Regions from separate parts of the Mus musculus genome. Here region 1 is linked to region 2. A link is a loop called in an ENCODE intact Hi-C map of the cell type or tissue named here. Cell type or tissue: gastrocnemius. All regions are shown on one strand. Links, peaks and the distances in the headings refer to the core of each region. The heading gives the core; the rest is flanking DNA.

Region 1 (5,377 bases), core at 275-5,274, 58 kb before region 2:
TTGTGATGAGGAAACGTGAATAAAGGAACCAGTCTTGTTCTTGAGAGACAAGAGACGGAATTCTGCTGAGGAACTCCTTCCTCAACGGTCTGTCCAGTGAGGAGCACAAGGGATGAGCTGCACACGGCTGCTGAGCAGCCATCCTGTGAGCTCCCTGCAAACCTAGCACAGGGATGTCTGCAAAAGGTGGCTCAGGCTCCGGGAGGGCCAAGAGTATTATGCTCTCTCTCATGAGCTTTTTTTCCTCTTAAACTTGTCTTTTGAAATTACATCATTTCTTCCTTCCTATTCCTCTCTCCAACTCTCCTCCAAGTCTTTAATTTTGAGACAGGGTCTCTCTGACCGGGCTGTCCTCAAACTTCAGAGCTCATTCTGCGTCTGCCTGATTCTTCTCGTTTCTGAACAATCCAGCTTTGAGTGACCTTCCCTCCTTTCCTTGTGCCTTCAGCAACTATGATCTATTTAGTCATTCTTGCAATTCCTTTTAGCGAGAGGTACTGTGCTAGAAGGCCCACCTAGAGACAAATTGGACACACTTAACAGTCCTTACAGTAGGTAACAATCTAGCAGAACAAAAAATTAATATAATACCAAGTCAAAGTGGGTGTATGAGAGAACTCTAAAACATACTCAGAGGTGAGTAACAGCAGAAACTGCAGGAGAAGCGCATGGAGTGAGAGCATCAGAGAGGGAATATCTATTGAGTCTGTGGAGCGGACTTGTGGCTAAAAGTAGAAACATTTACTCTGTTTAGTATCACTGGTTCGCTTTCAGTAGACTTTTAATTGTTTTCAGTTCCCCTAGCAGGTGACACTCACCACAGTACTCTGAAGAACTAAGTCATCGATCGGTTGGTCTGTTACAATGGATGAGTCACACTTTTGGAACTGAAGGATGGCTCAGCGATCCGTGGAACACCTGCTTACTTTCCTACTCACCTCATCTCAGAGGCACCTTGCTAAGATTCTCTCAAACTACAGCATACAAGTTTCAGAATGCACCCATTAAAGAAAAAACCACCAACATTTGTGTGTGTGCGCGTGCGTGAACTAAACTGTATGTTTAGTTCGGAACCTCACAAAGTGGACCACTTCTCCTCTCTGCCCTGACTCTCCCAGCCAGTCTTCCCATGCAGCCAAAAATGAACACCCTCACTCTTCTTCCTGCTTCGGCTTCTCTGAGTACTCAAATGACCATGCCTGGCCCACAGAATCTTTATGTTTTAAAGATTTAAAAAATGTTTAAAATTATGTCTGTCTGTGAAAGGTGGGTATGAATGCAGGTACCCGAGGCCAGAGGCATCAGACCCCTCAGAGCTGAAGCTATAGGCAGTTGCTAGCAGCCCGACATGGGTGCAGAACATGAGCTTGGGTTCTACGCAGCAGTGGCTCATCAACCATCTCTCCAGCTCTTCTTCATTCTTTATTTTAAATTTGCGTTACTAAACTGAAGCTTATATACTTCAGAGTGAAAAAAAGTTGTTTTCTATACCCATTTTCACAGTTGTCTGTATAATGTCATACGTGCCCTTTCTACTTTATTCACTGAGGCGGGGTCTCTCAATTGAACCAGAGGCCCCTGATATGCTCGTCTCCCTAGCCAGCTTGCACAGGGGAACTCCTTGGATCTGCCTTGAGAGGCCCCACGCTCACATGATTTTCACGAGTTCTGGGAGCAGACTCTAGTCCTCACGCTTGTGTAGACAGTGCATTTAACCACTGAGCAATGTCCCTAGCCCCACTGCCCACCCCGTTTTCTTCCCAAACCTTCCCACTCAGCCCCTCAAAATTCTTTCCCATTCCCAACACCACACAACTGAAGAAACACCAAGCAATATTCTTCTGAGGCAATGTCGTCTCAGAATCTCCAAATAATATTCCATGGCCAAACTCACCATAGAGAGCTGTCCAAGTTTGATTAATTACATCTAGACACACAGTTCCTGACCTGAAACAGATGAAAAAAAATGGCACTTTTTAAAAATTAGAAATCTAGTTGCATGTTTCTGGCAGCCAATTTTATCAAAACTACTTTGTAACAGACCCTTTAAGATGGGCTGGGAGTGAACTGGGGGGAGAAGGCCAGGGATTGGCAAGCTCTGCTGTGTTTCCTTTACAACCAACAAGGAACAAGAGTGAGCAGCGTTCCAAGAAGAACACACCTGACCCAGGCGATGACCGATAGGTAGACCTTGTAATTCCCCAGCACAGAATTTCACTAGACAGTCAAGTGTATGCATGTCTCCTAAGAAAACAAACTTAAAGAATAATTTGAAAAATACCTATTCTATATTTTTAAAAATATTGTAGATGTCAAAGATTAAAGTTACTTAAGGAAACTTGACAACTAAAGGTAGTATATGAATCTTACACTACCGCTCTACAGATTGGGTAAATCCCTGAGTCTACTTTACTGTGGTTACTTAAGAGAACGTTATTCGTCATCAGGATGGATACACCAAGGTACTAAAGATTAGGGAACACAATACAGACATGTAACCTGCTCATGCAAAGTTCACAAAACTTTCCTGTGTGGTTGTGAGACAGCCAAACTAAAGCTGGATGAAGAAAAAAGTCCAGTCCAGATAACCAGCACAGGATGGGCAAGACCGGCTGCGATGACATTACTTATAAACAATCATTAAGAAATGGGTAATTAAGATTCATTAGCTAAAATGAAATTGTCATTCATATTTGTCCCTCAAGAACTAAGAAATACATTCAGAGCTGAAAACAGTGAACCCACATGCTGACAAAGAGGTCTTTGGGGTCTATATAGTAAGAATTGAGATGCGGAACATTTCAGCTGGATACCAAAGTAAATGAAAGGTCCAGTCATGGAAATGGAAATACGTGAGCAGCACAATCAGTAACTGCACTGGACCCTCAATGGCTCAGACGATCACGGCCCTAGCATTCTACAGTTTAAGTGACCATTCACATAGTCCTGCCTCCCATAAAACCCAAAAGATAACAGAGTTTTTATATCTGAAAGAGATGACCTCTAATTAATCAAGAACAGCTGCTGCTAAAATTCAAACATTTTTAAATAGTTACTTACGCTTCATCAATGTTGGGATGGAAAATTTTATTCATGAATCCTGCAAAAAGAGATGTTAATTAGCAGCACAAAGTATGCAGAGAACAGCGAGTCTTAACTTGTCAGTACTGGATACCACTGTAGGACTGGCAAAGGCGGTGATCCTCAAATTGTTACTTTCAAACCTACATCTTTGGCTACCTATAGAATATATGAGATTTTATATATGTATTCACTCCATCTAACTAAAATACAGAGCCCTATAACAACAACCAAGGAAGCTTTGGGACCATGCAGCTATTTGTATCAGATAATCTTTTTTTCTTTTCTGCTTTTTTGTGACAGGGTTTTCTCTAGGTAGCCCTGGTTGCCTTGGAACTCGTTGGGTAGATCAGGCTGACCTTGAATTCAAGAGATTCGACTGCCTCAGCGTCCTGAGTGCTGGGAATAAAGATGTGTGACACCACCACCCAGATCAGATCATCTCATAAGCAACTGTCTTCTGAATTATGCAGGAGCTTGCCAAGAGAATATTTAACAGTGATTTATAACTAGTGCCATGATGAAAGCTAAGAAACGACACTCCAACAGCTGTGCTTAACTTAAAAGTTCTCAGTGTAGTTATGGGTATCATTTGACCACACAGTACAACATGAACCAGAGCTACTGAAGTTAGAGCACTGCCTCCAAACCACAAAATTTCACAAGAACAGTGACCAAAGCTGTTCCTTTGAATCTATTCACTCAAAGGAAGTCAATTTTAATTAAAATCGAGACAACTAAGAAATAAGGAAAGGGAATTAAAATACATTATCTAAGATAGTTCAACCTGTCAGATTTAACTTTTAAAATATATTCCTAGGAAAGTATAAACTTAAAAATTCTTCTGCTTAAATTCCAGTAAGAAATGTATCCATTTTAAACTTAACGTTAATGATTTTATCAGTATATAAACAGAACAACACTCAGAGCTCCTCACTATGCCGTTTTCCCATGATGCTCGCTGAGGAGGACTGTGCAGCCCTACTAAGTTGTAGCCCTACTATGTTACATACCATTGACAAGTTCTCTGAACTATTCTTACCACCACTGACCCCACTCCACCTTCTCATCCCTTTCCCACAGGGTCTGCCTGTCCTTCCAAATATGCCTGTTAGCACCCACTTGGCAGTCATGTCGTCAGGGCACAGGAATGAGAAAGGGCCATCTTCCTGGCGGTCACTGTAGCTCAGGCCAAGAGACAGGAGGAAGGAACTGCTATGTGTTCTAAGTATGGACACAGACAGCACATGCGGGAAGAGGGAGAGGGTACAGAAACACAGATGATGTGGCAACTCAAAGCACAGCCTCCAGTGACTTCTAAAAGCCTTACAAACATCTCTCTGTTAGGTAACAGGACAAGAACACAAACGCACAGGCACTCGACTTTACTCTAGCCACCCCAAACAGTCCCACTCTTTCATTCTTGTCTTTATGTTTACGGCTTTATCTTTTAACTACAGCAAAAGTCCTATAATGTATAAATCACAGTGATGCAAACGACTGCATAAATATTATTTTTTCATTAAGACGCTTGAGATTAATAAAAGCTAATAAAAGTGCTCATGTCTTTTTTTTTTTTTTTTAAGATTTATGTACTTATTTTATGGATATGAGTGCTCTAATCTGCATGCCAGAAGATGGCATCAGATCACTCTATAGATGGTTACGAGTCTCCATGTGGTTGCTGGGAGTTGAACTCAGGACCTCTGGAATAGCAGACAGTGTTCTTAACCTCTCTGAGCCATTCTCTCCAGCCCAAGTTCATGTCTTAAAAGGAGAAAAATCCCCTGTAACCCTAGGAAAACGCTACCAATATGCATGGCCTGCATAAGCTCTGAGAATCCTGGAAGTTAAGATTCTAACAGCTGGCACGGCTGGAGCACATCTTCAATTCCAGCATTAGGGAGGAGGAGGCAGAATGATCTCTATGACAGTTTGGGGACAGTCTAGTCTACATAGTGAGGCTCCAGGCCGGCTAGCACTAAAAAGTGAGACACCCCCAGCGCCCTCCCCCCAATTCAATAACTAAAGCAGCCATGGACTAGGAATCCTACACAGCCAGGCACAATGAAACTAGATCAACATGTCAGTTTGGATAGATTTAAAGTTATATTGAAATGAACAAACAAAGCATGATACTATAAACCTGGTAAAGGCCCTCAGCTGAGGTGGTGGCAAGTCTTAAAAGGAGAGCCTCGTACTGTCTTCCTAAACGGAGATGCTGTCAAGCTGCTGCCTAAGTGTCTGTATATACCCACAGGTTACTGATGCTCTCAGATGAGTATTGCTTGAACAC
Region 2 (5,377 bases), core at 306-5,305:
TGGTGACACAAACCTTTAATCCTAGCAACGAAAGGCAGAGGCCTTCAGGTCTCAAGGCCAGCCTGGTCTACAGATTGTGTTCCAGAACAGCCAGGGCTACATAAGGAGACCCTGTATTGGGGTGTGGGGTGCATACCTTTTATCTCAGCACTTAGGATTAGGATTAGGGTTAGGGTGAATTTGAGGCCAGCCTGTTCTAAGGTAGCTAGGGCTAAACAGTGAGACACAACCCCCCACTCCCAAATTTATTTCTGTGTATATGTGTGTGTAGGTCAAAAGATAGCTTTTTTGAGTTCTCTCTTTCCACCATTTGGAAAACAAAAAACACTTTTTATATGTACAAATCTGCGTGTGTATGTGTGTGCGTGTGTGTGCGTGTGCTGTGCGTGTGTGTGTGTGTGTGTGTGTGTGTGTGTGCGCGCGCGTGCTACATACATGCTACTACCCCACTCCATCCCCGCCCCAACACACACTGAAATCAACAAGACTTTAAGATCTCCTGGAATGGGAGTTATGGGTGACTGTGAAACACCATGTAGGTACTTAGAATAGATCCCAGACCTCCACAAAAGCTTCAAGTGCTTTTAATCACTAAGCCATCTCTATAGCCTTTGGTCTTTTCACACATAATCTTGCTGTATAGCTTAGGATGGACTCCTAGTAGAGCTTCTGCTGCCTCTATCTCACACAGTTCAGTTTAGTCTTGAACTCCTCATCTTCCTGCTTCCATTGCCTAGGTGGCAAAAATTTCTTTTATCAATTTATAGTTCTTCCTTCTTCTCAGCCTTTGGTCTGATTTCTGTCCCTGGGTGGATGGTGGATGGATGGATATAAATATATATAAACTGTTGCTGCCTTCAGACACACCAGAAGAGGGCATCAGATCCCATGACAGATGGTTATGTGCCACCATGTGGTTGCTGGGAATTGAACTCCTGTCAATGCTTACCCACTGAGTCATCTCTCCAGCCCTATTTCCATGATTTGTTTGTTTGTTTTTTCGAGAAAGGGTTTCTCTGTGTAGCCCTGGCTGTCCTAGAACTGACTCTGTAGTCCAGGCTGGCCTCAGAAATCTGCCTGCCTCTGCCTCTGCCTCCCGAGTGCTGGAATTAAAGGCGTGTGCCACCACTGCCCAGCTTATTTCCAGTATTTTTAACAGGGAAAAGCAGTTACAGAGCAGGTACATAGAACATGGTCATGACGTCGGAAACAAGAACTCCTGGCAAGAATACATGCCTCGGAGAGACAGCCACAGGCTAGGGTTTGAGGATGACGTCTTCCACAGTCTCTCACTCCCAGACCCCACTCTAGACCTCCTGAAACAGGAAGTCCACGGTGGGATCCAGAACCAGTTTTCACAAACCCTCCAAGCAAGTAAGATCACACTCAAGTTTGAAAACTATTATTTAAAGGATAAGATTATGAGTGGCTGTTTTCTTTCCCTTTTTGTAACCTATATTTTCCCCAATTACTTTATTATAATACTTTCAAAACCCTACTATGTCTTTCATTAAAGTGTTTCATTAAAACACAGATTCTCTAGGTCTCCAGGTAAAAAGCTACTACACTGTAAGCATTATAGGATCTGAATTACATGTCTAAAGAAATTCAATGGTTCTTGGAAGCATAAAATGAGATCCCAACTGCATGTGTGTGTAAATACCAGTCAGAGTGCTGGGAAAGTCACAACACTACCCAAACTAACAAACCAGGTCGCCTTACTGCATACCCAGAGAGAAAGGGTCTCTTACACCTACACAAGATTTTTCCTTCATATAAGCTGAATTTGTAAGCTTGTTTATATTTTACAACTTCACTGCAAAACTCACAGAGGTTCTTGGTTTACCAAAATAAGTGCTATAATCATCCCTGTGTCACCAAAATCTATGCAGGGAAGACAAACTCAAAACACTGGGAGTTGCCAAGTTTTCAAGTTTTAGCTTTGAGACCATAAACTTATTCTTTCACCTCACCAACTCAAGAGAGAAGCCACAGGAAATAAGGGGTCAACCACAGGTTGCCAATGGACAGGGGCTGGTTAAAAGACTGCCTACACTTTGAACACAAATTAAACAATGAATAACTTAGGGATAACTGCTGATTAACAGCAAACACGCCAAAGCTAAAGTCTGAGATAAATGGTTTCACATTTCAATGCTTTTGTTTTAATGTTTTAAAAAAAAAAATAAAAAATAAAGGCATTTGGATGCCCATATATATCCTCATCACATAAAATTACTTTTTAACTTTCATTAAAAAAAAAAAAATCAGGTTTTGTTGTTTGAGACAGGGTCTCTATGTAGCCCAGGCCATGAGATCCATCTGCCTTTGCCTTCCAATTAATGATACTAAAGGTGTGAGACACCACAGCTGGCAAAAAGGTGTGTGTGTGGGGGGGGATTCAATCTTGAAAATACTAAGTATTCAAAAAAGCAAGGTGTAACACACAATGCTGATCCCACATTCTGATTTAAAGAAACAATTCAAAAACTAATTCCACTCCGGGCGGTGGTGGTGCACACCTTTAATCCCAGCACTTGGGAGGCAGAGGCAGAAGCAGATGGATTTCTGAGTTCGAGCCCAGCCTGGTCTACAAAGTGAGTTCCAGGACAGCCAGGGCAACACAGAGAAACCCTGTCTCGATAAACAAACAAACAAAAACTAATTCCACAAGTACTACGTCCACCACTTTGAACTTCTCACTAACCCCTCCACATTGACACACTGTGCCTGACACAAAGAGGGTGCACAAATATTTAGAGGTTTGAACTTGTTCCAGAAAATTTCTGAAGCCCTTACAGCAAACACCAGCTTTTCTTTAAATTCTAGCAAGCTTAGAGCTCTGGGGGTCCATTCCCACTACAGGTTTAAGTCACTATTAACTATAAGTCACTTAAGGACATTTAAAACGTCATATCCTGTTTTGTTACTGAGATCTCCTGGAAAAGACAGTCTTTGAAAAGTCATAGTATTCGAAATTTCCAAGTATTACAGCAACGAGAGGTGTGCCAAGTCCCCATTATGATAAGATTCAGTTTTCTAGTTTAATTTTTTGAACATTTCTTGAGTCTGAGTACAGGTTTTCCTTTTTTTACCCCTTGAAAATACCCTTGGTTCTGTCAGCAGCTCAAGGCATCCCCAGCCCCCACCTCCTTTGTATGTAAACACACTCTTGTCACACACTCCCATCAGCTGTTTGGTAGCTCCACCCCTCCTCCTTTTCCGGGTAGTAACAGAGCAGCCAATGAGCTGCAAGGAGCTGTGCCTGCGGCCTTTTGCCTGCATACGCTTTTCCAAAACAAGCAGCTCTAGCCTTCAGCAGGGGCACTGGTTCACAGATAAAAGGCTCACCAGAGCTGTGCAACAGGGCGAGACAGTCACCCCCACCAACAAGGAAACCCATGTAACCTGAGCTGTTTGTTCCTCCACCAGGGACAACTTCAACCAATATTCCTTTAGGGCAAATCACGCTTAAGGTCACCAGAGTCCCAGTTCTCAGACAATCTAAATAATCAGTGGTTGCCGATGGAAACCTCAAAGGTGGCTAGTCCTGTGTGGCTCTCAAGGCTAGCAATCTACCTGGCTCTGGCAAGCAAATGGCTGCACTATCCAAGATCATTTTACAGAACCTAGGCTAAAGACAAGTGGTTTTTATCCCGCAGCACCCGAAAGTCATGTAAATCAGTTTCTAGGCTCCTGTGGAGGTTTGCACAACCCTCAGCTGAGGATCAGAAGAGAAACAATGAATGAGTCAGAGTTTCAGAGTATAATCGCCCAGCAGATTAAGTGCATTGGTGCAAAACACTCACTCCCTGCATAACTTGGGAGTCGGCTATCCTACCAACCCGTCACAAAAGAAATACCACTGGCTCTGAAAGAGACCGTGTCTGGCAAGGTGCAGGAAAGCAGTGACCAATTAGTAACACACCCTCTTCTCTCCCTACCCCCACACCGCTACTTTCCTACCATATAGGTTGCTGCCAAGCTATAAATCCTTGTAGTGTAATTATGCCCAGAAGACAGCCAAAAATGGGCTGAAACAGGAGACATTGATGAAACTGGCTATCAGCCTCTACCAAAGAAACCACGGAGGGACGACGACAAGTACCAGACATTCCTTCAGACCTTTTCTTTCTACTTCCTTACCACCATCTTTCATTTTTAATCCTCAGCACTGACAGGTGATTGTACCCATCTTACCAGCAGACTGAAGAATTCACTCTTAAATTTTTCACTAAGTATACCTTTCCCCAAAATTGTAAACTCCACTTGGGCCTACTGATGTGAATTCAACTGAGAAAGGAGACCATAAAATCTCTCACCTCCACAATACACACAAACATGCACACACAAAAGGAAATCCGAAAAATTTTCACTCCCAAACTACATTAAACCAGAAAATAAACTTGAAGTAGAGATAGCCTCTAGCTTTCAAATCAAAACTGTTATCCTCTTATCTCAGAAATCTACAGTTTTAAAGAGCCCTGCTTTCTTTGTCAGCAAGGGAGGTGGGGAAAGAACAGAAGCCAGTGCATCTTTGCCTTTCTTCATCTTCTACTAAAAATAAGCTATGAAATAAGCCACTTAGGGAGAGGGGGAAGAGAGACACCCCGCTGTTCTTTGTTTCCCTCTCCCTCGCTGCCCCCCCCCACTAGTCACCCCCCCACACACCCGGACTCCTAAATGCGGTAATCATTCTAGATGCCACAACTACTACGTGAACAAAAGGCACTGTATGGAAAAGGCATCAGGTCAAGTTAGGCCTCACTCTTTATCCTCAATCTTTCAGAAATCTATATATGAACGTAATTTGAGGATCTGACATCGATCAAAAACAGCTGGAATTCTCTCCCCCACTCCATCCCAATTATACATTAGGGTGAAATTTGCATTAGGTGTGATGGTAACTCTCAAACTCTCAATTCAAGACAAAAAAAACTCCTAAGTCTAGCACCATGTCATTTCCTAGTTTCTAAACAAAAATACCCCCCCAACTGCTTTGTGTAGAATGTACAGAGCCATGGTTACAAGTTTTCCTGCGGTATGAAAAGCCAGCATTCCGGTATCATTCATGCATTTACAAAACAATCACAGCCACAAACAGCCCATAAAAGAGTAGATGTCACATTTGCCTAGGTGTGTATCTAGCGTAATACTCTTTCTTACTGGCTTCACTCTAGTCCTTCCTACTACTGCCCTTCCCCCAAATTCTAGATTTCAAACCCTAAAACTTGCGAGTCTAACCACTATTCTTAATTTCTAGCCAGCTCTCCCCTGGGCAAAGAGAAAAAATACCTTCTTATTCTTGAAAAGATGTCACAAAAAAAAAAAAAAAAAGAAAGAAAATGAAAAAGAAAACTCTTGCCTAGGCAACTTT

Evidence for each region. Peaks named below come from ENCODE experiments on the same cell type or tissue, not always from the same donor. Only the 100,000 strongest peaks of a DNase experiment are listed, where the experiment ranks them.
Region 1: it touches region 2 in a loop (2.2-fold over the local background); 3 of 42 quality-filtered maps call a loop at or near these places.

The regions. Positions count from the first base shown.
Region 1 is chr6:30,239,478-30,244,854 of GRCm38, forward strand. It overlaps Ube2h (ubiquitin-conjugating enzyme E2H), which reads right to left. Exons shown (of 7, transcript NM_009459.3): 4 at 3,061-3,100; 5 at 1,895-1,947. Among named protein-coding and RNA genes, the nearest start is that of Ube2h, 62 kb to the right of the region's middle. In gastrocnemius, for the core only: no CTCF peak of the experiment used is centred there; no DNase peak of the experiment used is centred there; H3K27ac peaks cover 1,729 bases.
Region 2 is chr6:30,297,299-30,302,675 of GRCm38, forward strand. All of the region lies in intron 1 of Ube2h (ubiquitin-conjugating enzyme E2H), which reads right to left. Among named protein-coding and RNA genes, the nearest start is that of Ube2h, 4.6 kb to the right of the region's middle. In gastrocnemius, for the core only: no CTCF peak of the experiment used is centred there; a DNase peak (open chromatin) is centred at 3,248; H3K4me3 peaks cover 2,589 bases; H3K27ac peaks cover 4,241 bases.